Linked DNA regions of Homo sapiens: region 2 is linked to region 1. Evidence: read pairs that join two places in POLR2A ChIA-PET (ENCODE). Cell type or tissue: A673. All regions are shown on one strand. Links, peaks and the distances in the headings refer to the core of each region. The heading gives the core; the rest is flanking DNA. Region 1 has its middle 21 kb from the start of ZNF20. Region 2 holds the start of ZNF844 (zinc finger protein 844).

The links. Peaks named below come from ENCODE experiments on the same cell type or tissue, not always from the same donor. Only the 100,000 strongest peaks of a DNase experiment are listed, where the experiment ranks them.
Region 2: POLR2A ChIA-PET joins it to region 1 with 5 read pairs; 8 of 35 experiments call an interaction of 5 or more read pairs at or near these places.

What each region holds. Positions count from the first base shown.
Region 1 is chr19:12,117,405-12,120,311 of GRCh38, forward strand. No RefSeq gene overlaps it. Among named protein-coding and RNA genes, the nearest start is that of ZNF20, 21 kb to the right of the region's middle. In A673, for the core only: no CTCF peak of the experiment used is centred there; no DNase peak of the experiment used is centred there.
Region 2 is chr19:12,062,950-12,065,856 of GRCh38, forward strand. It overlaps ZNF844 (zinc finger protein 844), which reads left to right and starts at 1,782. Exons shown (of 4, transcript NM_001136501.3): 1 at 1,782-1,927. The coding sequence starts at 1,925. RefSeq lists an enhancer at 1,867-1,956 and a silencer at 2,047-2,226. In A673, for the core only: no CTCF peak of the experiment used is centred there; a DNase peak (open chromatin) is centred at 1,732; H3K4me3 peaks cover 722 bases.

The sequences.
Region 1 (2,907 bases), core at 99-2,598:
TGCCAACTGTCTGTCCTGGGAAGGTGGGGACGCATTCCCGCTCTCACCTTGGTGACCTTGCCTACTGAGATTGGGATCCAGTCTTTCCCGCTGTGAAAGGGACCAGGTCCCTACACCACAACTGCCGTCGCTCTGTCGCCTGCACTGTGACCTGCACTAGTCACGGGAGCCCTAGAGAGATAAGCCAGGACGCCTGGAAATGGTGAGTGTTTGGGGCCAGCTACCCGAAACCCGGCAGGGGCTGGGTGGAAACGGCCAGAACCGGCTGTGACGGGACCCCAGGCCCCCTGCAGGCGACTTCAGGGTTTGGGACCCGAGTTCTGGCACATCTCGGCCCTCAGTCTCCTCGGCCGCAAGGTGGGGTTGTGCCAGCAGCCGGGACCTTGGGCGTCCTGTCCCGTCCCTGCCTGGTGACTGCGGTCCCGGAGCCCTCTGTGGGCAGCTCCGCCCCCGCAACCTCGCGTCTGTGCGGGGGCCACACATGACATAAGGAGAGTCCTGCCTTGGGTGTAGGGTTCGTGTGGGAGGAGCTGCGGTCCCTGGGGCCCCCAGTACGTTTTTTTCCTGTTAAACTGGGCCGGGGGTGGTGGCTCACGCCTGTAATCCCAGCACTTTGGGAGGCCGAGGCAGGCGGATCACGAGGTCGGAAGATCGAGACCATCCTGGCTAACATGGTGAAACCCCGTCTCTACTAAAAATACAAAAAACTAGCCGGGTGTGGTGGCGTGCGCCTATACTCCCAGCTACTCGGGAGGCTGCAGCAGGAGAATGGCGTGAACCCGGGAGGCGGAGCTTGCAGTGAACCGAGATCACGCCACTGCACTCCGGCCTGGGCGACACAGCCAGACTCCGTCTCAAAAAAAAAAAAAAAAAAAAAAAAAGGGAGCTTCTGGGTTGCTGAACACATGGCGAGGCTGGGATGGTGGGACACCCAGAGAGAGCAGGGAGGCTCTGTATCCCCCTACTCCACATCTTGCTCTATCATCCTCATCTGGCTGTTCAGCTATATCCTTTGTAATGTCCTTTACAATATATAGGTAAACAAAAAATTAAACTGAGGCACTGTTAAAAATTAAACAGTTTGAACATATGGTGATTTATGAATGAGAATCACCCAGTCGTGGTTTGTGGTTTGTTATCGAAAAATTTAGAAGAATTGCATTTTAGTTGTGTTTCGATTCCTTAGGTAGAACCTTAGTGCACTACAAACACTTTGGTCCAATTGCTGCTCTTAATTTCTTCACACTGCCTATGGGGACTGGTTTATCCCTGCATTTTCCTCATCTATGGGATACAGGGTCTCAAATCCTCAACCCTGTGACCCCAGCCTAACTCTTGTAGTAATGTTAGGAAATTTTCAATTTCTTCCCCAAATCTCCAAACGTTAACCCTTTTTCTCCAATTCACAGTATTATCAACGATTTGTTCTTTATTGTAGAGTATATTTCTTCATCCTTTCTCTCACATCGATGCAGTTTTTAATGGTTATCATTTTTTCACAGGGTCCATGGATGACAATTTAAAAATATTTGTGTTGTTTCTGAACATTTCACATAAGAGGAAAGTAGAGAATAATCATGTTACACACCAGTGAAAAAACCCTTATTTTATTTATTTATTTTATTTTTTTTTGTGAGACGGAGTCTTGCTCTGTTGCTCAGGCTGAAGTGCAGTGGTGCAGTCTCAGCTCATTGCAACCTCTGCCTCCTGGGTTCAGGCGATTCTCTTGCCTCAGCCTCCCGCGTAGCTGGCATCCACCACCACGCCCAGCTAATTTTGGTATTTTTTAGTAGAGACAGGATTTCTCCATGTTAGCCAGGCTGGTCTTTTAACTCCTGATCTCAGGTGATCTGCCCACCTCGGCCTCTCAAAGTGCTGGGATTACAGGGGTGAGCAACTGCACCCGGCCCACTGATGTATTTCAAACAGGTTACCTTATGGTGATATTCAGTCTTTATTTAAGGATATATGACATCTTTCCATTTATTACCCTTTACTTTGATGTCTTTCAGTATATACTTTTTGCATAATAATTATTTTATATCCTTCCTGAGAATTTTAGGGATTTCAAGAAAGTTAATTGTGGTTGCAGTGGCTCATGCCTATAATTCCAGCACTTTGGGAGGCCAAGGCAGGCAATTCACTTGAGGCCAGGAGTTCAAGACCACTCTGGGCAACATGGCAAAACCTTGTCTTTACTAAAAATATTAACATAAAAATTAGCAGCCGGGTGCGGTGGCTCACTCCTGTAATCCTAGCACTTTGGGAGGCCAAGGCAGGAGGATTGCCTGAGCTTAGGAGTTCAGGACCAGCCTGGGCAACACAGTGAAACCTCATCTCTACTAAGATACAAAAACTTAGCCAGGCGTGGCTGTGTGCGCCTATAATCTCAGCTACTTGGGAGGCTGAGGCAGGAGAATCACTTGAGCCCGGGAGGCAGAAGTTACAGTGAGCCGAGATCACGCCACTGCACTCCAGCCTGGGAGACAGAGGAAGACTCCGTCTCAAAAAAAAAAAAAAAAAATTACATTCAACGAGTTGTTGCTGGCAATTCAACATGCACTGAGATTTATTTCTTTATAGAGTTTGCATTGTAGAAACTGAAAATATTGCATATGCACCAAATACATAAAACAGTTCACAATGAACCAAAATACTGATGGAGCCAGTATTGTAAATTATAATTTCCTTATGTTTCTTCATAGTTTCACAACCTGTATGTGTGTATATATGTGTATGTGTCTCTGTGTGTGTGTGTGTGTATATATATATATATATTTTTTAATTTTTTGTATTTTTAGTAGAGACAGGGTTTCACCGTGTTAGCCAGGATGGTCTCGATCTCTTGACCTCATGATCCGCCCGCCTCAGCCTCCCAAAGTGCTGGGATTACAGGCGTGAGCCACT
Region 2 (2,907 bases), core at 322-2,821, 54 kb before region 1:
TACCTACAACTGTCTTGGTAAATCCCTTTTTTTTTTTTTTTTTTTTTTTGAGATGGAGTCTTGCTCTGTTGCCCAGGCTGGAGTGCAGTGGCACAATCTCGACTCACTGCAGCCTTTGCCTCCCGATTCTCCAGCGATTCTCCTGCCTCAGCCTCCTGGGTAGTTGGGATTACAGGCGCCCACCACCAAGCCCGGCTAATTTTTGTATTTTTAGTAGAGATGGGGTTTCGCCACATTGGCCAGGCTGGTTTCAAACTCCTGACCTCAGGTGATCCGCCCGCCTCGGTCTCCCAAAGTGCTGGGATTACAGGTGTGAGCCACATCGCCCGGCCAGTCTTGATAAATTCTTTTACCCTTGCGCCACTGGCCCAGATAGTAGCCACTCACCCACAACATAGATGAAGACTCCCACAGAGAGAATGGATGCAAAATGCTTCTTTTAAGAATTTCTGGCCGGGCACGGTTGCTCACGCCTGTAATCCCAGCACTTTGGGAGGCCGAGACGGGCGGATCACGAGGTCAGGAGATCGAGACCATCGTGGCTAACACGGTGAAACCCCGTCTCTACTAAAAGCACAAAAAATTAGCCAGGCATGGTGGCAGGCGCCTGTGGTCCCAGCTACTCGGGAGGCTGAGACAGGAGAATGGCGTGAACCCGGGAGGCGGAGCTTGCGGTGAGCCGAGATCGCGTCACTCACTCCAGCCTGGGCAACAGAGCAAGACACCATCTCAAAAAAAAAAAAAAAAAAAAGCAAAACCAGAATTTCTTACTTATTTTGTTTTTTGGTCTCACTCTGTTGCCCAGGCTGGAGTGTACTGGTGCAATCACAGCTCACTGCAGCCCTCGACTCCTGGGCCAAAGTGATTCTCCTGCCCTGGCCTCCTAAAGTGCTGGTATTACAGGCCCCAGCCACCTTGCCTGGCCTCTTTCCAGACTTTTTTTGTTTTTGTTTTTTTTGAGACGGAGTTTCATTCTTGTTGCCCAGGCTGGAGTCCAGTGGCATGATCTCGGCTCACTGCAACCTCCGCCTCCCAGCTTCAAGTGATTCTCCTGCCTCAGCCTCCCACATAGCTAGGATTACAGGCGTCCGCCACCACGACTGGCTAATATTTTGTATTTTAGTAGAGATGTGGTTTCACCATGTTGGCCAGGCTGGTCTCGAACTCCCGACCACAGGTGATATACCCGCCTCGGCCTCCCAAAGTGCTGAAATTACAGGCGTGAGCCGCCGCGCCCGGCTTTCCAGACTTTTAAAAGTGTCAGACTCTCAATTTCTCCCGGATCAGGGAAAGGGAAAAGGGGAGAGGGGGCATGGCTTCACTAATGGAAATACTCCATAGACGCAAATTTCACCCCCCAGAAGACAGTTGTGCAAGGGCAAAGCTGCAGCCATTCGAAATTGCCAAATAAATATATTTTGGAATAAAATATTTTAATTGCTTTCACCTCTATTAAACATAGAGTCTGGAACTCCCTGCACACACTTATGACACTGTGCAGGACGAAGAAGCAGGGACAGACCATTGACAGAGCCACTTCTAGTAATTAAGACGAGCAAGTTTGGCCGAAATGCAAATTTTCAAAGAGCAGGGCGTAGAGAGGGAACTTGACCTTGGACTGTGGCTTGAAGCGGTCAGTCCTGCTCTGCTTGGCCCTGTTACCCAGGACTTCTGCTGTCACTCAGGATGCAGGGGGCGGGGCCTGGCGCTCCACCCAATCAGAGTCGCCGGGGTGGGGCCCGGCCAACTGTTTATCCGCGGGTCACATTGCCGTTCGCCTCAGTCTTTGGCCCCTCCCGCCGGGTGAGGTTGGCACCCCGTTTTTCCTGCTCTGAGAGGGACCGGTTGCCACCGCCATACTTCTGTCGCCCTGTCGTCTGTGTTGTGACTGCTTTGGACGTGGGAGTCACCTGAAAGCCAGGAAATGGTGAGTGTGAGCCCCCGCTGGGAGTCCCGAGACTTGGGGGAGGGTAGGCGGAGGCTGGTTGGAACTGGCTGGAACCGGCTGTGCCGGGACCCGGACCTCCCCGCGGCGACTCGAGGTCTGGGGCCCGAGCCCCGCTGGCGCAGCTCGGCCTTCGGTCCATTCGGCCGCCGGGTGCGGCTGGGCCGGCAGCCGGGACCCCTGGGCGCCCTGTCTCGTCGCCGCGCGGCGACTGCGGCCCCAGCCCGGGAGCCCTCTCTGGACAGCTCCGCGCCCGCAGCCCGGAGCCTCTCCATATTGTGCGGGGCCACGGGAGGGTCATGGGGGCAATCCCGCCTTGGGTGTGGGGCTCGTGCGGGAGGAGCTGCGCTGTGAGGCCCTCAGTGCCCCCTTTCTCCTGTTAAAACTTAAACAGGCCCGGTGCTGGGAATAGAGGCGTGAGCCACCGCGCCTGGCCTAGCGTGGAGAACTTGTGACAGCGGATAAATGTTTTCCCTGCTGTCTGTGGCTTAGAGCTTGGCAACTGCTGTCGTGTTTTTGTTCACATCATGATCAATGTGTACTAGATGCTTTGTTGTTGTAATCGCCTGAGGGGTTCTTCCTGCCTGTGCTGCAAAAAGAAAGACCAGGGCATTGCAGTAAAGAAAATGTTTGACACGAGATGGACCACGCAACGCCGAAGACGGAGACAGAGTTAGCACTCAAATCAGTCTCCCCGAAGGCTTATAGTTAGGGATTTTTCTTTAATATTTTTTTCTTACAATTTTTTTTTTTTTTTTTAAGACAGAGTCTCGCTCTTTTTTGCCCAGGCTGGAGTGCAATGACACGATCTGGGCTCAGTGCAACCTCTGCCTCCCGGATTCAAGCGATTCTTCTGCTCAGCTTCCCTAGTAGCTGGGGTTACAGGCACGCCACCACGCCCTGCTGATTTCTGTATTTTCAGTAAAGACGGGGTTTCACCGTGTTGGCCAAGGTGGTCTTGA